Regions from separate parts of the Homo sapiens genome. Here all the other regions are linked to region 2. Evidence: chromatin loops called from intact Hi-C (ENCODE). Cell type or tissue: mammary epithelial cell. All regions are shown on one strand.

Region 1 (8,000 bases), 370 kb before region 2:
GTTAGTTACGTGTTAACTTTTTTCCCTTTAAAGTCTCCTGTGTCCATATTCAGATGAATCCTCTGATTTTAGGCTATTTATTACCAGGGTCCTGATAGACCTAGTGTATCTACATATTTTGTTTCCAGCCCCTTCGTTTATCCTTGGGAATCTGAGTCCCACAGCAGGGATACAAAGGTGCTATTTAAAACTATGTGATGATGAAAAGAACAAGAAATCCAGCAGGAACAATGCAGAGATGTATAATATCTCACCCTTTCTCACACATGGAACTAATTGTGACATTCATCCTAGAGCCCAGTTTCTGCACACAGACCCCAGAGTCCATGCTGCAAAGATGTTTTGGAATCCCACCTCTGCCAATGCCCAGTTGGAAAGCCTGCGACATCAGCTCACAGCTATGCGAAAATAATAAAATTGAACATTTTTTCGGAAAGATGACCCATATGTTTAATAAATTTCAGTATGTGAACCAGAGACAGGTTTGATTACAAGCCACGTAAAGGCTTCACTTAGATGGTGGTTCTTAGTTTTCAGAGTGGGGATTTACTGAGCTTGATTCTGTGTGTGGCAGTTGCTCTCCCTGCCACTGTTCACCCATTCTGTGTGCCCATAAAATGAGGAAACTTTGAGTCCTGTATTCACTCTTTTATGTTCTAGGATATGGATTCATAGACATCATCTCTTCACACCAAAAGAAATGTTAATTATAATATTGCAAATAGTAGAACTATATAGTTTTACACTCTCTTATAATACTTCTTTAAATTGCATTTTCACTTTCGATTGGCCAGTTCTTAATAAATGGATCTCATTTAAGTTCATAGGGGTTTTCATAAATAGACTTCAGTAGTATTTATTAGGTATCCATTATTAAGCATCATTAGTTAAGTTTCACTTATTAAGCACCATTGGCTGGACATGGTGGCTCATGCCTGTAATCCCAGCACTTTGGGAGGCTAAGGCAGGCTGATAGATTGAGCCCAGGAGTTCGAGACCAGCCCGGGCAACATGGCAAAACCTGATCTTTACAAAAAATATAAAATTAGCCAGGTGTAGTGTCACACACCTGTAGTCCCAACTACTTGGGAGAATGAGGCAGGAGGATCACTTGAACCTGGGAGGCAGAGGTTGCAGTGATCCAAGACCACACCATTACATTCCAGCCTGAGCAACTGAGCGAGATCCTGGCTCTCTCTCCATATATATAATTTTTTTAAAGCACTATTAAAACAGAAGTGCCCCCTGAACATGTACATGTGGCCCATCCAGGAATAAGAATAACGTTGTATTTTCCTGGCTCTTTACAGTTTTTAAAATTTTACATATATTATTTTATGATACAAACACCTCTGAATTTTTTGGGTTTGCTTTTTGTTTTTAAAATTACCACTTTCAAAAGATGAAACCAAAGCTCAGAAGGGTGAGTGGCTTGTTCAACATAACTGGTACGTGGCAGAGCCAGGATAAGAATCCAGTTCTGACTCTGAAACCTGAGCTCTTGCCCCTGCCCTGACTGGTGTCTCCATACTGCAACTCAAGTCCATGTCGAGAAGCACAGCAACATGCAATTTTCTGGGCACCTTCCATAACCAAGTAATGTATACATTACTTCATTTAATCTTCTCTATCACTCTGTGAAATAAGTAAGAGTCCCATTTTGTGGATGAAGAAATGGGCTGATAGAGGCTAAGTGTCTTGCACAAGGTCAAAAATTATTCAGTTGTAGACTTTAGATTTATTTCAATAGCCTGTGTTCCACATTGCCTTTTAAAACAAAATTATAACTGTGTGCTATATGCTCTGCTTGCTGAGGTAGGCAAGGCTATAAAATATCTGGAACAATTACAAGTAAAAATGATTAAAGGTGGATTTCAAAAAGATAATCTGCAAATATTTGAAAAACTCACACATCTATTGGAGTTCAGCGACCAAAATAACTGAATATGAAGACTCAGCTCATTTGTTTTTCTTTGCTTGAGGAGAGGGGACTTAACTTGCTATTAGAGCCAGTGACTAGGCAAAGATCCAGAGAGCTTGTATAGAAGCTGGGTGGGAATGAGATGGAGAAAGAAGCTGCACTGCATCTCCTATCACTATCTTCTACTCTGCCGTAATGGCATCAGTTCACCCTCTTCTACTCTAGGAAACTTCTGGAATTTGGGTCCTGTATCAGTTAGCTATTGCCATTGTAAGGATGTGTAACAACTAATCTCAGAATCTCAGTGGTGTGCAAAACTAGGCACTTATTTCTCACTTGTGAGTTTGTGGATTGGCCGAGTGGCTGTGCTTCTCACATCTTTCATCCTCTTCCTGGGACCACCCAGGGTGTGCTCACCTTCTGGCAGGGATGGAGGCACAAGAGAGCAAGCTGGGAAACATGAGGCCTCCAAAGGCCTAAATTTGGAACTGGCACGTTGTCATTTCCACCCATTTGCTGTTGGCCAAAGCAAGTCATGAGGCCAAGTCAAAGGTGAGGAAGGAGTGGTAGTTATACTCCATGAATGATAGCCACGATGAGTAAAGGTGTGGATGCAGGGAGGTGTGAAAATTGGGACCAGTATTGCAATCTACTACAGGTTCCAATAACATGTATTTTGGAATTCATCCTTTTATATCAGCGCCTTTCCATTTTTGAGTTCATGGGCCCTTTTGTGAACCTGTTGGAAGTTCTGCACATGCTCAAACAAGTGTAGTCTACACCTAATTTAGCTTTCAGTTTTCAGGGAGTCTCTTAAGTTAAACCACAAGGCCCAAGTTAAGATATCCTGTACGGGAGTGCTGCCCTGCATGGTGCACTGTCTTCTCCAGGAGCAGGAAGGTAAGACAACAGGTGCTGTTTCTGCCCCTTCTCAAAACCTTCTGCTCTGCTGATTCCAAATGCTCAAACATGTTCAAATGCAAACACTCGGATTGGATGGGATCTTTTCTTTTCTCCAACATGAAGATAGCTTTATCAACATTTTTGACTATTGAAGAAAGTTTCTGCAAAGGTAATGGATAAGCAAGTGCTGCTCTGTTATAATATTTTTGTTGGATCACTTTAACAAAATGTGAAGATTAAGTGTTGTGAAGTGCATTCATCTCCATTCATTCAATGTAAAGAATAATGATGCCTGTTTTTGTTTTTGTTCCTGTGTTTTTCTTTCTTTCTTTTTTTTTTTTTTTTTTTGAGACAGAGTCTCACTCTGTCACCCAGGCTGGAGTGCAGTGGTGCAATCTTAGCTCACTGCAACCTCTGCCTCCCCATTCAAACTATTCTCCTGCCTCAGCCTCCCAGGTAGCTGGGATTATAGTCACCAGCCACCATATCCGGCTCATTTTTTTTGTATTTTTAGTAGAGACAGGGTTTTGCCACGTTGGCCAGGCTGGTCTCGAACTCCTGAGCTCAAGTGATCCACCCGGCTCAGCCTCCCAAAGTCCTGGGATTAAGGCATGAGCCACCATGCCTGGCCATTAAATGTGCTTTAAACACTCTCTTCTTCTAAGAAGTCATAGTCATATTAAATAATCATTTTTATAAATGTCTTTAAACCCTATGTAATTTCCCAAAATTATTTTGGATGTTTTTCTGATCTGTGAAGTCTCAAACTCTGAGAACCACTGATGTAGACTAACTCTCCTTCTGGAGCTGGAATCTTGAGATTTCTCTCCGTCCCTAAGGAATCATCCAGAATCTGTTTGATTACCTTGAGAGATGGAAGCTCATAATCATTGGTCAGCTGTGACCACTGGATCATTCTTTCTTATGTCAGTCTGAAATCCTCCCCTGGGTCGCTGCACCATAAGAGACATCAGAACAGCAGAGTTATCTTTAAGAATTTTCCAACCACTTTTAAATATGGGAAGAGGAGCAGACTTATTTTCATATGCCTATGGCTGTTTCCTTAAGCCTACCACTCTGGTATTTTGTAACAAGTTGCTATCTCTCTGAAATTTAGGGATGCTTCATGGGGCTGATTAGCCTTTATTCTACTTGTGAGCCCTTAACTGGCCTCAAGGTTGAGACAGCAGGGATGTGTGTGTCAGTCTGTAGCAACATCTCCTCTATCTCAGCTGCACCCCTAGAATTCTTCATTTGGTTGAGAACCCTTAGGGTTGCCCTTTTCCATTTCAGTGGGGACAGTGCTGGAAGAACAAGTCAGTGTCCTCCACTGGCACAGGTTCTTCCAGACTCTTGGACTCAGATCCCCTGCCTGCCCCAGGTCTCCAAACCAACACCTACTGCACTAATGAAAATTCACAGTAGAGGGCAGTCTCTCATGCATAACAAGGCTTCCTTTGTGGAGATGTGTATTTAATTGAAGAACTGATAGAAAAGTTTCTTTAATTAGGCTGACTTCATAAAGGGGAGACAAATCCCTTGCCATCCTAGAAGCCATCTTTTGTCTGTAGGAAAGGCCATTTTGTTTTTGAACAGGAGATTTCCCTCTTCTTATTTCCCCACTGTTGGGTCTCATTTGTGAAGTTCAAAGATAGAAGGGGGTTAATTTTAGAGTAGCCTTTCTGATTTTTTTTAAACCAAATATGCATGGTGGTAGGAACATTTGAACACACTGCAGCAAGACTTGCTGATTTCTCAATCTTTTTTTTTTTTTTGAGATGGAGTCTCTGTTGCTCTGTTGCCCAGGCCGGGGTGCAGTGGCATGATCTCAGCTCACTGCAACCTCTGCCTCCTAGGTTCAAGTGATTCTCCTGCCTCAGCCTCCCAAGTAGCTGGGACTACAGGCATGCACCACCACGCCCGGCTAATTTTTGTATTTTTAGTAGAGATGGGGTTTCACCATGTTGGCCAGGTTGGTCTTGAACTCCTGACCTCAGGTGAGCCACCCACCTCGGCCTCCCAAAGTGCTGGGATTATAGGCGTAAGCCACTGCGCCCGGCCTTCTCTGACAATCTTAACAGCTTCCCTGACTACAAAGGATAAGCCTGGAGAGGATTATTAATGCCAAACATCTGTTTTGCTTTTTATGGTCAGGCTTGTGCTGAGTCTGTCTGACACAATATTTAATAGTCACAGAAACCCTACAAGGGAGATCAGCTTGTGGTTATCATTTACAGATGGGGAGACTAAGATAGTGATATTGAGAAATTTGCTGTGTGACCATGAGCAAGATACTGGACTTCTCTGGGCCTTACCTTGTTTATCTGTAAAACAAAGACATTGAGATTAAATAGCTTCCACCATCCCCATTTTCTCTAGGCTTGGGACAAAATAAAATCAAAAACACTAAAGCCAGACTTACCATGGCAGTGGGATTGTCTGGGGGTGGAGGTGTTGATGTTATTGACAAGGAAGCAGGCCCATGCTTTTGTCATTGGTTTAAAATTCCTTGAGCCGAGCCTATGGCATGTTGGAAACCCAGCACTGGCTTGGTTTAACATCCATAAATGTTAAGACGCTGAGCCTCATCCAATTTTAGCAGTAACCTGCTTCAGTTCCCTAGGAATGTTAAAATGGGAACTGCGTTAGTGGCTCTGAAAGCCTGGCCACTGAGCGTATGCTTCTGCTCTTCCATGAAATGCAGAGGCGAATTGTGAATGTACTGAATTATACCAAGGAGATTAATTTCATTTTGTTCTTCCCAATAAAACTCACCAAAATGACCTGACTTGTCCCTTATTCTTAAAAAATTTCCAAAAAGGAAACAAAAGAACTTTTGGTGGTCAGTCTTGTTAGATGGAAGTTTTATTCTCCCAGGCATGAACCAACTGTCAGAAGACTTATTCTGAGCAGGTTTCTAATCTTTTTATATTCTCTCATACATCCCCAGCCTGGCCCTGGATGCTGGGTGCTGTTTAGCAGAAGTGGGATAGAGGCAGGAGTGAGAAAGCCATGCTTTCTGAAATACCAGTGAGTATACCTAGGTTGCGTCTGAACTCATCACTGATCCACACAGGTTATATATAACATGGCGGTGGGTGATTATTTAATGATTTGGGGGGGTTTACAAATCATATGACTAGAAGGAATCATTTTAAAGAGAGCAAAAAAATGATATGAGTGAGAGGTTTTTTATTGGTTGCTATATTAAGCCATACCATATGAAATTGCTCTTTGGTAGGGAAGGTCTGAGCTGGGGAAAATAAATTCAGGAATCATCAGCATATTGATGGTATTTAAATCTGTGAATGAGATCATTTAAGGAGAGAATGGAGCTAGCACTGAGGGCCGGCTCAAAGCCTGAGGCTCTGCAATGTTTAGAAGATTTACAGAGGAGGAGGAACGGCTAAGGAATTAGAGCAGGGGAAAATGTGTCCTTGGTTAAATATTCTGCTGGGGAGGTTTAACACACACACACACACACACACACACACACACACACACACGCGCGCGCGCACACCCCTACACACAGTTAGAGGTCCTGGTTCCAGCGTTTCTTTTTATGAGTGAATCCTCCCCTCCCAGATAACCTTGCCTGGCAAAGATGCTATTTTGTGAGAGGAAGCAGCAGGAGCTGTTAAGCTGAGATGATGATTCATTATCTGTTAATGGTTTCCCCCTGTGGTTTTTCTCTGTCCTTCAACCCCCTACCCCTTTTAGTGGAGTTTTCTTTGTGCTAGAAAATTCATCTCTGTAAAATCTCCAGAATTCTTAAGTCTTCTGGACTTTTCTTGACCCATGGAACATGGAAACTTCTACACTAATCCGCAACCAGTGACAGTTAAGCTATGCCTGATTTGTGGCTGTTTGTGATGGTTAATTTTATGTGTCATCTTGGCTGGGCCTTGAGGTGCCCGGATATTTGGTCCTATATTATTCTGGGTGCTCCTGGATGAGATGAACATGTAAATCAGTGGACTTGAGTGAAGCAGATCGCCCTCCACCATGTAGGTAGGCCTCATCCAATCAGTTGAAGGCCTGATTAGAACAAAAAGACTGACCCTCTCCTCGGTAAGAGAGAATTCCGCAGCTGTGACTGCCTTTGGAGTTCAGTTGCAATATTGGCTCTTGCTGGCCTTTGATGGGACCATCAGCTTTCCCTGGGTCTCCTGAATCACTCTGCTGATGTTGGATTTACCAGCTTCCATAATTGTGTGAGCTGATTCCTTATATTTTTCTATATATCTCTACCTCTATTTCTATCTCCATCTCTCCAAGTCTCTATCGCCTATTGGTTCTGTTTCTGTAGAGGGCCCTGATGAATAGAATGTTTTCTACTGCTCTTCTATACCATCTGCCTTTCTATTCCCATGAACTTCAAAGGCCTTGTCCTGATATGATCTATCTCTTGCACTCAGGAGATCCCCATTTGTCCTGGGACAGCATCAACAGGAGTGGAGGTCTTGGGACTGTCACATCTAGTGAAAATATTCACATTTACTACACAGACCTTTATCCTGGGAGTGGTGCCCTTATTAGATGATGCAAGCAGGCTGTGAAGGACTATTTTCACCCCTTTCTATTAACTACTTGAACTCTGCCTCACACAGTAGTAGTGCACTAACAAGCTTAGCCCTTTTCATTTATTTTACATGCTTTGCAGATTCTTAGAGAAGGGGTCTTACTATGTTGCTTAGGCTGGCCTTGAACTCCTGTGCTCAAGCGATCCTCCCTCCCCAGCCTCCCCACTAGCTGGGATTATAGCTGCACACCACTGCACCAAGAGAATAATGAAGGACTAACATTTCGAATTTTCTATGCTTTATCAAATGCACATTTGGTGATTAAAAATCATGTTTAAGGCAATATTTACTGTTTGTTTTAGAAGACATTTTCTCACACATTAGTTCCTTTAAACAACACAGGAATCTATACAGCAGGCAAAAACAAGTATTTCTCAGGGTTGAGATTTAGTCATTGGGCCCCAGAATAGCTGTACTGTGGTTATGCTGTTGATTGACTTTGGTACCAAAGCAATGTGGTGGTGAAGACATCCTGGGAGTAGCACCAACAGAGAGGGTGATAGGTCCCTAGGGGCTGAGTGGACTGAGGTGGGACCAATACAGCACCTGCCCACTGTTCCAGAGTAGCTAGCACTGGGCGGGGCTTCAGAGAA
Region 2 (8,000 bases):
TGAAAACTATTATATAGAGTTGCTTATTATATTCTCTTAAACGATTTTAATCACTCCTATATCTATGGTTATTTCTCCTTTCACGTTTCTAATGTAACCTATTTTTGTTCACACTCATCGTCTTTATCTCTCTTGCTCACTCTTTCCTTAATCAGGATTTGAAGGGGCTTATCTGTAGATGTCACTGGTCTTTGCCAAGAAGCAGTATTTGAATTTATTTTTCCTCTCTGTAGATATGCTATTTTATTACCTTTGTATTTTATTTTTTTTTCATCCGTCTTCTTAGTGTCTTTGAGTTTACTATGTTGTTCTTTTTAGAAAACTATAGAAGTAAGTCTTTAGCACCTTTTTGGTGGTTCACTGGCAGTGAAGGCATTCAAGGCTATAAACTCTTCTCCAGGCTGGGTGTCATTGTGTCTGATGGACTTTGTATTTTGTGCACACCTTTTCACTGCTTTCTAGAAAGCTGGTGATTTTTCTTTTGATTTTCTCTTTAATCCAAAGATTATCAACAGCTGCCTTTTAGTTTCCAAATGGGTAAAATGTTTGGCCATTTTAAAATTGCTTATGTCTTATTTTGTTAGATTGTGTATTGGAAAATCATGTCTTATAACATCTCAATGCTTTTGAATTTTTAAGGTTTTAATTGTGGATTTATGTCACTTCTTATGATCACTTTTTATAGATATTCCTGGACATTTGAAATAATGGAGAAATATACTCCTATTCAATGGATGTAACATTCTATAGTACAAGTTACATTTAGTTTACTGATTGTATTTTTAAATCCTCTATGTTCTTGCCTACTTTTTTTTCTGCTGCATATGCTAAGGGAACTATATAGCAGCCCCTGATTACAATAGTAATTTTATCAAGTTATCCTTGGATTTGTAATAGTTTTGCTTGGGGCATTGGGCTTCTACAGTTTGGTGTGCAAATGTTTTGTCAGTTGCATTGTTTTAATAAATGTCAGTATTGTGGTTCCAAAATGGCCCTGTACATCCTGTTGAGTGATTTTACCTCTTCTGTTTATCTTCTTCCATCTTCAGATGCCTCTTCTGGTTCACCTGTGGTTGGTTTTCAGTCTTAATTATTTCCTCGGAAAGGGGTTTTGTGGTGCTATAGTTTCTATTTGCTTATCTTCAAATGTCTTTCAGCCTGATAGATGGAAGATATCTTAGCTGGGTATGGGATTCCTAGGTTGCTGATCCTTCTCTCTTTGATGTGACTCCATTGTGTTTAGCTGTCAGTGTTGCAACTGAGAAGTCTTAGGCCACTCTGATGAGTTTTTTGCTGTATGTATATGTCTTTTGTGGATGAGAGGAGTGGTTTGAAGGATGGGAAAACAATGTCAACCAGGTGTCACCACGCACAATTCCAGGAGGCACCATTCACATCAACTTTCATCATAAGAGTCATGGATGACTGCAGGTCAAATTCTTTCCAGCATCTGCCACTGTCTTGTCCTCATCCTAGGCTATCTGAAGCCTCATCTCCAGGTACTTCCCCAGCCTATAGGGAAAAAATACTTCCACCAGTTTTCTCCACCTGGGCTTCCAGAGAGCTAAAGGTCTCCTCTAAACCTCACTTCCCTTAGGCCTCAGTAGGAAGACTTCAGGAGATGCAGAGGCAGAACTGAGCATGGAGATAAAGAGGGTTGCTTTTGGGTAGCCATGGGCCCAGAATGTCCCTCATCCCTTAGAGCGTAATTCGTTAAGCAAGGCTTGCTTATAATTTTTCCTCTACAGATGTGAGCTCTTCAAATTGAGAGATCTCTCAGTGACAACAAAGTGGCTGTACAAAAACTATAACATCATTTTAAACAGATTAGGCACTAAATTAGTCTGGGCGCCATAGCTCACACCTGTAACCCCAGCATTTTGGGAGGCTGAGGTGGGTGGATCACTTGAGGTCAGGCGTTCTAGACCAACAAGGTGAAACTCTGTCTCTACTAAAAATGCAAAAATTAGCCAGGCATGGTGGCGGGCGCCTGTAATCCCTGCTACTCAGGAGGCTGAGGCAGGAGAATCGCTTGAACCCAGGAGGCAGAGATTGCAGTGAGCCAAGATTGCACCACAGCACTCCAGCCTGGGCCACAGAGCAAGACTCTGTCTCTAAATAAATAAATAAAAATAACGGGTTAGGCGTTAAATTATTTCTTCCTAAAATAAAGCTGAATGTGTTGGAATCATTGTTCTCTATTAATAAAAAAAGAGGAATATTAAAAATTTCAAGCAAAAATTTGGCTTGTTCATGGTCTAGGAAACCTACTAGGCAGCCTGCTTTTGAAAAGGAGAAGATAAGGCTCCACAACACATGGCGTGACAACCATTTATGACCTCTCCAGAGACAATATTCCACATGAGACCATCCGATTAGAAAGCAGAGTCCATGAAATAGACTTGTCTTGCTATTTCTGTGTGCTTTTAGGAAGCCTATGCTCACTGAGAAGAAAGAAAAGAATGTTCCTATAAACTTGTGATGGAAAAGCAATAAAAGCCACCAGAGACATTCTGAAATTTTTATTCTAATATTTCACTGACCAGAAGGAAGAAGCAGGAAGCCTTGCAAGGTTCAAGAAATAGTTGTCAGCAATAAGGAGAGACCACATTTTTCTGCCTCGTATAAAGCTTAAAAAGCAGGGGAATGGTGTTCAGAGAGAAAAGAGCAATTGATCTAATTGGACTAGAAGAAAGTATACTTTAAAAATTTTTTATTATGATAAAAATGCATAAAATGTGGCATTTTAACCATTTTCTTATTTCTTATTTTTTATAGACAGGGTCTTGCTCTGTCACCCAGGCTGGAGGGCAGTGGTGCAATCATGGCTCACTGCAGTCTCAACTTTCTGGGTTCAAGCCATTCTCCTCCCTTGGCCTCCAGTGTAGCTAGGACTAAAGTTGCAAGCCACCATGCCTGGCTAATTTTATTTTTACCATTTTCAAGTGCATAATTCACAGGGATTAATTGCAACTATCACTGCCGTCTTTTTCCAAAACATTCTCATCACTCCCCACAGATACTCTGTACCCATTAAGCACTAACTCCTCATTCTCCTTTCCCCAGCCCCTGGTATCCTCTGTTCTACTTTTGTGTGTGTGTTTCTTTATGAATTTACCTATAGAAGGAAGTATTTTTGTGTACCAGGGAGCAGTAAAACTAAGTCAGTGAAAAGACTACCTCTTAATCGATTCAGTACTGAATTCCGTAGACAAGCGAAGCCACGCAAGGTTTCAGAGCAAAAAATACAACCCGGCTAGAGCATTGCTTTCAGAAGCTTCATCTGGCAGTGGTTTGTGGGATGGATTGGGGTCTGGAGACCAGTTGAGAGGTTGTTATAAAAGCCCAGGCTGGGGGTAAGGAGCACTTGGAGCCACTACTGAAATGAGAAAGAAGATTTAGGAGACATTTTAGGGAATATACAGGAGGAAGCAGCCACAGGACCTGGCAAAATTACCTCGGGGTAAAAAGGGAGGGAGGATGACAGATGTTTTGAGTCTGGGTGACTCGGGTGATTAATTTTTAAACTATGCATTTTTAATTAGGCTTCTATAAAAAGTCACAAAACAGTCATTTAAATTATCAACAAAGCGTTCCAAAAAAAGATCAGAATCGAGTGTGATGTTCTTTTAGGAAAAAAACCTGAATCAAACAAAAGAATTCTATCTTCTAAATGTCAAGGTTCATGTGACATGACATGGCATTTTATAGGAAAGGAGGGAGGTAGGGAGGACCAGGGTAATCAATCAATCTAGAATGCTCGAAGGTAGGAATTCAAGGGAGGGAGAAGGAACTGACTCTATAAGGAAGGCCATTATTCGTGGAGAGCATGTTGTGGCTAATATTTAATAATAAGAAGTACGATATTATGGCTAGAAGCATGGAGTCTGAATCCAGACTTTTTGAGTTCAAATCCTACTCTGTCATGAACTAGCTGTGTGACCTTGGTCAAATTGCTTAACCTCTCTGAACCTCTGTAATATGGGTTAATATAATATCTATCTGATACAGTTGTTTGATTAAATGACTTAATATATATGTAATGCTTAAGTACCTAGCACATAGCAAGTGCTATACAAGATTTTGGCACCATTATTATTCTTAGGCTAATTTAAAAGAGCAACGTAAAATTTAAAAAGTTTCCCTGTAAGGTTGAATAACTTACTAAGGAAATCAGAAATAAAGGAATCACAAAGTCCGACATACAGCCACAGCTGAAATACCTCTTTTCTGTGATTTAAGAATGCTGCCTTCTTAGGCCAATGCTAATTATTCACCTGCTTATTAAACATTATTTAAAAAACACTTAAATTGGTATGATACTAACTCACTTTTTAAAATTCATTGACTTGGAATTTTTCTAACCAAGATTAAGTTTATTTGTTTCAATGGTCTGAGTCCATTCACTTTTTTTGCCCATGACAAGGGATGCTGAGTTGAACAGGAAGTAGGGATCAAATCAATAGATAGTTGACTAAATGAAGGAAACAATGATTTGTATATTTTCCGAGGCGATCTTTGAGGTCAAGGTCTAAATTTAGGAATATGGATCTTTAAGGATTTTTTGCTTCATTTGTAACTAAAATCAGGGCAGCGGTTCAAAGGACAGACTCAGCTTTTACACCAGTGGTTTTTTTCAGTGATTTTTCTCCTGTGAGATTTAGAAAATGCTGTGCTTACCATCCAGTGCCTCTGTCGTGCACCCCTGTCCTTCGCTAGGGCTGCACGTCGTCACACCCACCTGGCCTAGAATTCCCCATCTCCGGGTGGGACCGGAAGACAGTCTACCTCCGCACGCCGTGCTCTGCGGGAAGCGGTGGATACTGCTGCCCTCTGCTGGTCACCACTTGAAACACTTCTGGGCTTTTCCGAGGAAAGGGGCTGTGAATAAGCAAAAATCGCAGCACGAGAAGAGGGATGGGTTCGAAACCTCTGTAACCCGAAACCGTCGAGCTCACCCACCCACCAACCTCCTGTGCACCTTGCAAAAAACAAAAAAAAATTTTTTTTTTTTTTTTTTCAAAATAAAAACAGGCCAGGCGCAGTGGCTCACACCTGTAATCCCAGAACTTTAGGGGGCAGAGGCAGGTGGATTGCTTGAGGCTGGGAGTTCCAGACCGGCCTAGGCAACATAGCGAGACCTCGTCTTTACAAAAACTACCCAAAAAAGCCGGGTGTGGTGGTGACCCCCGTAATCCCAGTTACTAGGGAGCTGAGGTGGAAGAATCACTTGATCCCAGGAGGTCGAGGCTGCAGTGAGCTGAGATCGCTCCACTGCACTCCAGCCTGGGCGACAGAGCAAAACGCTATCTCCAAAAAAGTATTAATTAATTAGTTAAAATAAAAACAGTACTAAGTAGTACAGATGAGTGATAGGAAGTCCAATACGGTTCTGATTCGTCCCATGATTAGACCACACCTCTTGTTTAAATGTTTACTGGTTAATTCTTTCCCAATGTTCACTTTCTTGTTCCTATGCTTTGCTCCATCAGCGGGTGGTTGAGACAGTGCTGTTTCAATATGTGCAGGGTAGTTTCTTCAAGTTTATCTTAAGAAATTGCAGTGTACTTGCTGCATGTGTTACCATAGTGCTCTGTGGCTGTGTCTTAATTTCACTTGTTTGCTTACACAAATCAGAGACTCACCCTTCTTTTGTTTTTCTTTCGATATTCCATATTCTAGTGGTTCCTTTGAATTTTTGCTTTTATAGTGTCTCTCCTCTAGTCCTCTTTATCATTTTTGTTGTTAAATAATTGCATTTGATTTCTGGAAATTGCTCCATATCAGCTCATGAACATTTTCTTTATTTATTTCTTTATTATTTTTTACAGCTGCATAATACCCCATCATGTGTTATGTACCATTGTGTATGCAACCATTTTCCTATATTTGGGCATTTAAGTTGTTACCAGTATTTTACAATTTTAAACAATACTGCAATGAATAACCTTGTGCATGGGTATTTTTGAATTTTTGGAGGTGTAGCTTCAGGATAAGTTCCCAGAAGCAGGATTGCTGGGTCAAAGGGTGAATGCATGGGTATTGTTGTTAAATTGCAGGTAATTGTTCTTCTTAGGGTCGGAGACTCCCTATGAGACTGCAAGTGACTAGTATTTATTGTGAGGATAATTTAACAAGTGATTAAAAACACTGGAATATTAGTACTCAAGAAAATAGGGTGTGACGTCAGCGAAGGCAAGAGGCGTAAACTCAAAGAGTTGGGAAGAGCAGGAATAGTAGCATGAATTGGTGTTGTAAAGATGGTTTTGCTGCTGGATTTGCATGTAAGGTTGACCTAAGTCTTTTTGCCACATAGGCTGATGATGATCCACCCCTGTGTGCCATCATTTTCTGTGGCTAGGTTCTTTTCTGTCTGTCTGCTTCTGCTCAGATTCCCTCTGGGCTCCTTTGCTCAGTAAGGCATACCTCTGTTTCTCCTGCCCCTCCTTGCTCCTGATTTCAGCCTGCTATTCAATCTCTGACAGATCCCGGCTGCTCTCCTCCAACATCCTCCCTTCTATTTCATGACCCTATGGTGTCTACACCCACTACTAGCTGGTGATTCCAGCCACAGTTTCTAATTCAGATTCTGAAAAGTAAAAGTCTGAGTGTCCCAGATCTTCCCTTTGGAACAACACTTTGTAGGCTTCAGGTAGATGATCACTTGCAGTTCAGACTGCTTCCCTGGGTGTCATGTGTCTACCCAGGATGAGTCCTACAGAAGGAGTGTGGGTGGAACTAGAGGTATGACAGGTTAACATGATTGATATGTAAATTTTAGGCAATTTACCAGAAGTGGGAGGATGGCCACTTCTCAATGGCTACGCTGGTTCAGCTGCAGGTTCCTGATTTTTCACATCATGTTCCCAGGATCGTATACTTAGCGCCCTGCAGATGACTGTGTGCTGATTTTCAAACCACAAAGAGGAAAACAAACTAGAAAAACCTCTTTATCACCACTTATTTTATACACAAAGGGGGGTAATTATTAAAGGAACTAAGGAAATTGGCACAAAGTAACTGTTTTTAAAGATGACCCTAACCCAAGCCCATCATTTTGATCTAACCTCAAATATCACTTCATCAAAAAAAAAAAACCTTTTCTATTCCATTCGTGCATTCATGCCTTCACTAATTTTGCCACTAATTGAATAATTTATTTAATCGTGTATTGCTTCTCAGTCTCTTTCTACCCTTTCCCCACCAGAATGTGAACCCCATGAATTTTCTGACCACTGCTCTGTCTGGTACCCCAGCACATAGTAAGAGGTCTATGCTAACAGTGGGGTTGCATGAAGTGTGTCATCCTGGGGGACACATTTCACTCTCCCTGCCTTGTGCAAGTGTCTTCTCGTCATGGAAAAAGAAAACTGATATTGCTCTCAGCAATTACCCAACCTGCTCCAGAAACAACAGTGTTTCCTAAGCACTCTTTTTCCTTCAAAATACTCTTTTGGAAAGGAGTAATTTAGTGAGGAAGAAATGAGCATGCTACATCAATTGATCATGATGCTGCAATAACCCTGAAATTTTTGTGCGTTCCAAGCGGATACTCTATGTAAAGTTTCCATCCTATGTGGTGTAATCAATAACTGCCTAACAGGAAGGATGCTGGCAGGAGCAGAGATAACTCCGCCTGCACAAACCCATCTTGGACATATGCAGGAAAGCTATAATCAGGGCCGCGCACATAAATTATTTGAAATTCAATGAAAAAGCTGAAAGTGCATGTAATTAAAAGTGAGCAAAGCAGATAAAGTCAATTATACACTTAGAGGAACATTGTTTTATGCAGTGGGCATGGTAGTCATCAAAATCAACAGCCCGTGGGGCCTGTACAGAGAGCTGACGACGCTCTGCTCAGAATGAAGGAATCCAGTGCCCTAAATCAGAGCAGCCTTTTCAGAGCCATATAATCTCACATAAAGGAAAAGTACAAAGGCTGAAAAGGAGGAGGGCCCTGCTTGGTGCGATCTCGAAATAAAACCAGGTTCTAATAG
Region 3 (8,000 bases), 430 kb before region 2:
AATGACTGGTGCATGCTACTGGAAAGCCCAGGGGAGTGGTGACCACAGCCACAGCCAGGCCCAGGCCTTCACACAATGCTGAGAAAAATCTGTCTCTGGACTCATCAGATCTTCCTTCTACTAAGAGGTCCAACCCCATATCCCATAGCACACCACCCCCACCAGAGAGAGGAAAAGAGAGAACCACTTTCTCAGTAGTCCCAACAAAATCCTAGCAAAGATTCCCATTGGACTGGCACGCCACATGCCCATGTGAAGAGACTGAGGCACAGAAATAAGGTGAGCCCCTGAGGACACACAGCCCCACCCCACCACACTGTGCCTGTCTGAGGTCATGGACTGCACTAATCAGCAACTATGGCCCAGATGCCTACCCCTGGGGTGAGAAGCAGGGGTATAGAATCAGCTCTGCAGGGTCAGCCCCACATCCGTCACCTAGACTGAAGGTTGGGGGAAGTGATTTTTCAAAGGAAACTTGGCTGCTCTTACCAGAAAAAGGGAGACTGGGTGCCAGGCAGGGGAAGCCACAACTGCTCTCTACAATGAGACTGTAGAAAAGTTTTTGACAGAGAGGATATTTTTCTCTCCAGTCTGATGCTGGGCCCAAATTTCAAAGAACGGAAGGCTATTAAAAGGGCAAAGGAAGGAAGTACTAATTAAAAGGTCCCTGCCAAGCTCTAGGGTCAGACAGAACAAAGAATCATCCATTAGGGAGGCTCCTAGCCTGGTGTTAACTGCAAGAGCTTTGGGGCGGGACAGAGGTTCAGCTCAGGGCCCTTAGATGTCTGAAACCTCCCGGACTTCATTTTTCTCATTTGTAAAATGGACATAAAATACCTACTTCTATGGTTTATTGGCAGGATTGGATGCTTTAATATATGACAAATCTTTAGGCTGGTGCTTGGCACATGGCTTGTTCTTAATACGTGGTAATGGCTGTAGTGAATGTTGCTGCTAAGCCTCCTCAAATGTTTGAGTCCTAGAGATTCTTCCTCTTAAGCCAAAAGTCTCCTCGGCTCCCCTGAAATCTTTGGTTCCTTATTTTTATTTATTTATTTAGAGACAAGTTCTCATTCTAGAGTGCAGTGGTACTATCATATCTCACTGCAGACTCCAACTCATAGGCTCAAGCCATTCTCGCAACTCAGGCACCTGAGTAGCTAGGACTATAGGTGCACACAACCATGCCAAGCTTAATTTTTTTAATATGTCATTTTGTAGAGACGAGGTCTTTCTATGTTCCCAGGCTGGTCTTGAACTCCTGAGCTCAAGTGATCCTCCTTCCTCGGCCTCCCAAAATGCTGGTTTTACAGGAATAAGCCAACCACACCCAACTCTGGTTCTTTTCTTTTTGAGGAAGAGTCTTGCTCTGTCACCGAGGCTGGAGTGCAGTGGCACAGAGTTGGCTCACTGTAACCTCCACCACCCAGGTTCAAGCAGTTCTCCTGCCTCAGCCTCCTGCGTAGCTGGGACTACAGGCATGTGCCACCTTGCCCAGCTAATTTTTTTTTTTTTTAATTTTTAATAGAGACAGTGTTTCTCTACATTGGCCAGGGTGGTCTCAAACTCCTGACCTCTAGTGATCCACCCATCTCGGCCTCCCAAAGTGCTGGGATTACAGCTGTGAGCCACAGTGCCCAGCCTCTGGTTCTTTTTTTAATAATCCCAAGATCAAGGACTTATTCTAGTACTTATGTTCCTAGAAGTCCTTTGACACTTTTCCAGAACTTTTGCTCTGACTTTGGGGTTATGCAATATGGGCCATGTCAGTGTGGACTACACTGGTGTTGTTTGTATCTATTAGATGCTGGAGAAACAAGATCCCCTATATTCCTTTGATCCGGAATATTCAAATGATGCAGTGTCTTTTCCATATTTCCTTCATGTCAGCTGGCTTTCCAAGGGCACCCTGCACAGCCACATTCCATAACCCACGTACAGTTGCCTCTGGCCACCTTTCTAGGCTCTTCCTGCAGGACGCGCTGCTCTATCTTGCCTTCCCTTCAAATCCTGCCACGGCTCTCAGACTTGACACTCTAGACCTTCCTTGTTTGCTGACTGATACAGTTGGGTGAGGTGTCTTTTTGTAGCAAATCACAGACACCAGTTGAAACAGACTTAATTATTTAATTGAAAAGTCAGAACATAGCAGGATTCAAGGACTTGAACAATATTATCAAGTCTCAGTCTCCATCTCTTGCCTCTACTTTCCTTCCTGTTGGCTTCATTCAGGGAGACTTTTCCCATCCCATAGCAAAATGGCCACCAGCAAAGGCAGCTTACACTGTGGGGGTGAATGCGTGATTTTTCCCAACTCCTCACCCATCCTGCATGCCTGCCTTTTGCCAGTGACTTTGTAGTCTCTTCCACCAGTAGAGTGCATTTGCCATCTCACTGATGTTGGGTGTAGCCATGTACTCTATTTTGGCCAAAGAAATGTGGTTGTAAATGACAGCGTGCCAGTTCTGAGCCTAGGTGTTAAGAGGAACTGCCTGTTTCCATATGCTTTCTCTTGTGCTTGTAGAATTACCATGAGGATATGCTGCAGGTAGCCTCTTTAAAAAAAAAAAGACATTTAGAGAGAAGCTGCTTCACTTGAATGCAGGCTTGCAGCTGGAAGCAGAGGCATGCCAGCTAATCTGAGAAATTGTTAGCATGATAATAAACACTTTCTGATACGTGGGGCTGAGCTATATGAGGGCTCTTTATATAGCATTGTTGTGGCCATAGTTGACTGATGCATAAACTATTTCCATTGCCACCAAAAGAGATTTCTTTTCTTCCTGACGGTTTCAATAAAAATCCTAAAATCCATTTCAATGCACCACACTTAGTTATAGGGCTGAAAGTGAAGAAGAGATGGCTCCCCACAGGAATTTGTGGTGCTCTTACCGGAAGACGGTATAAAGAATGTTGAGAAGTCAAAATGACAGGTTCTCATTGCATCATCCTTGAAGGGGCTGCGGGTACCTGTGTCCGATGTTAAGCCAGGAACCAGCCTTTTCACATCTGTACCGAACCTTATAGGGCAGAGCTCAACCAGATCTAAGAACCAGTTACCAGCTGGCCAGCTAGGGATGCCCAATACATAGCCATTGGTGTTCCACCAAAATCAAAAAGACCTAACCTCTAACTTCTCTCCCTTTCCAGGCCAGAATGGATAAGGTGGGCTTGTTCGGCTGGCAAGCTGCTATTTGGTAACTCACTGCCCTCCTCTGCAAGGCCAGTTCAACTCAGAAAAGTTGTGGGCAGAATGGTTGCTGGGTCCTGATTTAGAGCAGTCCTTTCTTTGCCAGCTCTGGTCTTCAGTTGTACTCTGGGGCTTTAATCTCTAGTGGTGTGGGTGCCCCACCAAGTCTCTGTTCTTGAGAAAGAACAGTCCTGAATTGAAAGCATGATGTGTAATAAATGGAACCCCTTTGCCCTGCTTTATAGGGTCTATTAAGTCTATTAAGCTTCCTGGTGAATATCATTGGAAATTAAGCTGATTTTTAAAACTGCAGAGGCTCTATTTTGCTTTCTTCCCCCAAATCCCACCTTTCTACCTTGACCTTTTTCCTGCTGTTTGGCAGCTGCTGTCTTTAAGGAATGCCACTTGGCTCCAAGATATTCATGGGGCATTTTTGATGGGCATTGCTTTGGGAAAGGGCAAGATTCTGCCTCTTTCTGACAGTATTGTCTTCCAAAGCTGCATGGCAACTCATCCTTCGGCAGGGCATCCATCGTGTAGAAGCTCTTGGAGCTATGAAGAGAAGATTCTGTTTCCTCTACTCCCCAGGGATTGCCCATCACTCTTGCGGTACTACACACCATCCCCATCCTTTGAATGCCAAACCTCTTCATCGAGCTGGGAGAAAATGTTGGGAGAAGGCTGGGGAGGGGGAAAGCAAACACTGGTCAGTGTGTTCACTCTGATTACACCATTGTGGGTGAGACAATAGCTACTGTGAATACAAGCAGGCAGGGTTCAATGCTGCTTTCTTCCCCTCGTCAATGCAATTTTGATCCAGCCAGGGCTACCCTGCAATTTTGATCCAGCTCAGTCTAACTGGGGCAGCCCAACCTGGAAACCAAGCCTCTCTCTGTTGGGGGGTGGCTCCTCTCATCATTTGGGAGGTTATTGGGACCATGCTTGGAACGTCCCATGAACGTGGGCCACTCCAAACCCACCAGAGCCTCCATGAACCAGCCTAATTGTTATTAAAACACATCTTTGATATAGACATGATTGCAAGTACCAATTATTAAGCTGTTGTCCCTCACCCCAGGGCCCACGAACCACTGTTTTGTGATGCAGTGGTTGGGGCTGCCATTTCTCCCGACCAGCTGGTGCCACATTTGGTTCTGCCACTAGGAGGCACCAGAGGGAGAAGGCAAAATTGAAGGATTTAAGAGGGCCTCCCACCTTCTAGTTTGCATCAGCTTCACCCTGGCAATAGCAGTCCGTTTCAGTCTCTAGCTTTCTCAACACACTCAGTACCAGCCTCTCAATCATTACTCTGCTCCGTAATTTACAAAATGTTCCTACTTAACAACGCCAGCCAGATGCAATGGCTCAGTGTGTAATCTCAACACTTTGGGAGGCAGAAACAACAGGATTGCTTGAGGCTAGGAGTTTAAGACCAGCCTGGGCAGTATAGCGAGACCCCATCCCTGCAAAAAGTTTGAAAGTTAGCCAGGTGTGGTGGTGCACACCTCTAGTCCCAGCTGTTCAGGAGGCTGAGGTGGGAGGATCACTTGAGCCCAGGAGTATGAGGCTGCAGTGAGCTATAATTATGCCACTACACACCAGCCTGGGCAACAGAGTGAGACCCTGCCTCAAAACAACAACAACAAAAACCACCTCTGGTGTTTTTTTTGTTTGTGTGTGTGTGTGTGTGTGTGTGTGTGTGTGTGTGTTTTAAATCTCAGCTCTGTGTGTGCGATTTCACTCACAACAAAGAAGAGAAGCATCAACAGCTGGTACAATAGGGAGCAGGGTCCCCTCCTTCCTAAAGATCCAATTTCATCCCGGGTGGTGGATAAGGCTAAGAAGATAAAAAATGACCTTTCACCTCTGGGGACAGTAATGTAAAATTAATTTGAGGCTTTGAACCTAATGAGCTGGCCCATCCTGGTGCGTACCCCATGAATAACACAGTATGTGCACAGCCAGCAGCCCAGCGATCTTTCTTCCTCTGATGGGGCTTGGGATGAGAGGGGGGATGAGAAAGAAACTCATTTTGAAAAATAATCCTCAGAGGAGAGAGGTCTGCTAGGTCTTCATAAACCCAGTATTAGAGGGAGGAAGAGGGGGAGGGGAGGAAGAGAGAGAGAGAGGGAAAGAGAGAGAGAATTATGTGCTTTTAATCTGCTTAGCTTTTCACTGCTGAATAGCTAAAGGGCTCAGACAGGCAAGAATATTGTGAGGTGGTTAAGTCCATGAACTTGGAGTTAGACCCCTTGGGGTCTAGGCTTGATTTGTGACTTTTTAGCTGTGTGATCTCCAGCATGTTTTTAAACTTGTGTTTTTGGGATGTTTGGATTAGATAGTACATGGAAAGTGCTTGTGTTTAGGCTAAGAATCTGGTTATTTTTGCATTTTTTGGCGGTGATTGAGGAAGGGGGGAGCAATTCGAGGGTGATTTATCCACAGAATATGAAGTCTGAGGTTTCTGCTCTGACAAGAGGAAATGTCTAACAGCAGAAGACAAAAGTGAAACCGGGCTGATGCGAATCACTGGGAAACTGGCTTTGGCACCTCCAGAGAATGAACTGTTTCATAGCCTAGCTGACCATCCATGAAAATGGCTGCCTGGAGAGGCAGTGATCAGCCCATCCCTGCAGGTATGCAAACAGAAGCTCTCTCCGCTGTATGAAAGGATGTATTCACTTCTTTCTTTTTTTTTTGGGGGGGGGACAAAGTCTTGCTCTGTCGCCAGGCTGAAGTGCAGTGGTGCTATCTCGGCTCTCTGCAACCTCTACTTCCCGAGTTCAAGTGATTCTCCTGCCTCAGCCTCCTGAGTAGCTGGGATTACAGGCACATGCCACCACACCCAGCTAATTTTTTTGTGTGTGTATTTTTAGCAGAGACAGGGTTTCAGCATGTTGGTCAGGATATTTTCGATCTCTTGACCTCGTGATCCGCCTGCCTAGGCCTCCCAAAGTGATGGGAGTACAGGCGTGAGCCATCACGCCCGGCCTGTGTTCACTTATTTCTAAGGATCTTTCTCCCATTCAAATGCTGGCTATTCCACTTGCTAATTGTGTTGCCTGGGTCATTGAATTTCTTGGAGGCTGGGCTGCTTTATCTGTGGAATCAGGCCAATGGTGCTATTGGCCTCCCTCTTATGATCTCCCTCCCTTTCCCTTTTACTCCCTTCCTGCCACCAACTAATGCTCATGATGTGCTGGGCACTGTGCTAGGCTTGGGAGATACTCAGAGGAAGAAGATGGTATAAGCACTCCCTGGGAAAATACTCAAACACTTAGTTTTAGGTTTAGAAGAAGACAGACAGATGAACAGATAATTATAAAGTAATTCCATAGATGCACTGATGAGATATGCGTTGAGTATTCTGGAAGCACAGGAGAGTGCATCTAACTCTTCAGGTGTGAGACAGAGATGGGGTCAGAGAATGCTTTGGTATTGGGCATTAGTGTAATAATTACATGGTGGGGTATCTCTGGCAGAGGAAGCCATATGAACAAAGACCCAGGGACAAGAAGACAGCATGGTGTGCAGGGAACTATATAAAAGGCAGCACAGCCGGGATAAAAAATGTGAGGGAAGAGTGACGGGAGATAAGGCTGAAGAGTTAGACAGGGGCTAGATCACAGAGGCCCTTCTCTTCCATGTTGCAAATGTGAACCATGAAACATCAGGCTGATTTTAAGTAGGAGACTGGCATGTTTGGGTTTCCATTTGGAACGACCTCTCTGGAGACTGTATAGAGGATGAGTTAGGAGGAGGCAAGGCCAGACCACCAGCTAGCAGTGTTGAAGTCAGGAAGTCATCTAAGCTAGAATGACGATGCCACGAAACATGCTTCTTACGGGGTTGTGGTGAGAATCTGATGATGGAATGCCCCGGGAAGCTTGTAGTAAGACATGAACTGCTTCCCACAAGCCAAGGGTCATTATAATTATGATCACTCTATAAAACATTGGTTTGGGTGCCCATCATATAAACTGGGTCCCTCCCATCACTTACCCAAACAGTGGCAACAAAATCCATACATTTGGTCAAAACCAGTATAAATGGTTGTTGGGCTTAACAAGAACCCTTTAAAAAGTAATGAAACCACTGGGTTGAGAAATAATTTTGCAGATGCTTCTGGGATACAGAAGACTAAATTTTGGTGCTGCTGGAAAGAATGGGGGAGAGAAGCACAATATTAAATTTTGGGCAAACTTGAAATGCACAATTAAATGCAGGCAAACTGGGAGGGCAGATGATACTCTTTGAATAAAACTTATAATAGATTTGGCACAAGAGGGTACTGGAGATGGGCCCAAATGTCTCAAATTTGCTGAACTGTTTTTGCAGACAGCTGGGAATTTACCAGCATTTTCCTTTTTTTTTTTTTTAAAAAAAAAACCAGAATATTTTGGATTTTGTAGACATGCCCTGGAATGCCCCATCTCAGGGAAGGCTAGAGGAATGTCTCAGTGCAAGTGTGGTGTCTGCTTCTACTGATGTTTATGGCAGAGCTGAAAATTGTCTTTAAAATTAACAATAGATGTGCATAAATCTTCCTCAGTTACCTAGCAACTGATACAAGACAACGCTGAGGTTCACAGGGCTGGGTGGAGGTAAACCTGTTTTAGGAAATACCTGGGAGCATTTTAGTAATGCCTGGAGATTGCTTGGAGGGAAAGGAAAACAAATTAACATGACTAATTAAATGTTTGAATTCCTTTGTTTTTTGTTTTTGGTCCTGGGTTTTTTTGTTTGTTTGTTTGTTTTTTGTTTTTGTAAAAATCAAATCAAATAACAAAAAGGTTTCCTAAATCTCTGA

The links. Hi-C counts contacts between places; a loop is a spot of excess contacts. Peaks named below come from ENCODE experiments on the same cell type or tissue, not always from the same donor. Only the 100,000 strongest peaks of a DNase experiment are listed, where the experiment ranks them.
Region 1: a loop joins it to region 2, with 16 times the contacts of the local background. A loop is called at or near these places in 97 of 110 quality-filtered maps.
Region 3: a loop joins it to region 2, with 6 times the contacts of the local background. A loop is called at or near these places in 8 of 110 quality-filtered maps.

The regions. Positions count from the first base shown.
Region 1 is chr3:64,395,633-64,403,632 of GRCh38, reverse strand. No RefSeq gene overlaps it. Among named protein-coding and RNA genes, the nearest start is that of PRICKLE2-DT, 46 kb to the left of the region's middle. In mammary epithelial cell, a CTCF peak has its summit at 4,239 (motif pointing right); a DNase peak (open chromatin) is centred at 4,252.
Region 2 is chr3:64,027,678-64,035,677 of GRCh38, reverse strand. No RefSeq gene overlaps it. Among named protein-coding and RNA genes, the nearest start is that of PSMD6, 8.2 kb to the right of the region's middle. In mammary epithelial cell, a CTCF peak has its summit at 4,835 (motif pointing left); a DNase peak (open chromatin) is centred at 4,817; H3K27ac peaks cover 364 bases.
Region 3 is chr3:64,460,094-64,468,093 of GRCh38, reverse strand. The region is part of intron 5 of LOC105377123 (a long non-coding RNA gene); the gene reads left to right. Among named protein-coding and RNA genes, the nearest start is that of PRICKLE2-DT, 19 kb to the right of the region's middle. In mammary epithelial cell, a CTCF peak has its summit at 4,348 (motif pointing right); no DNase peak of the experiment used is centred here.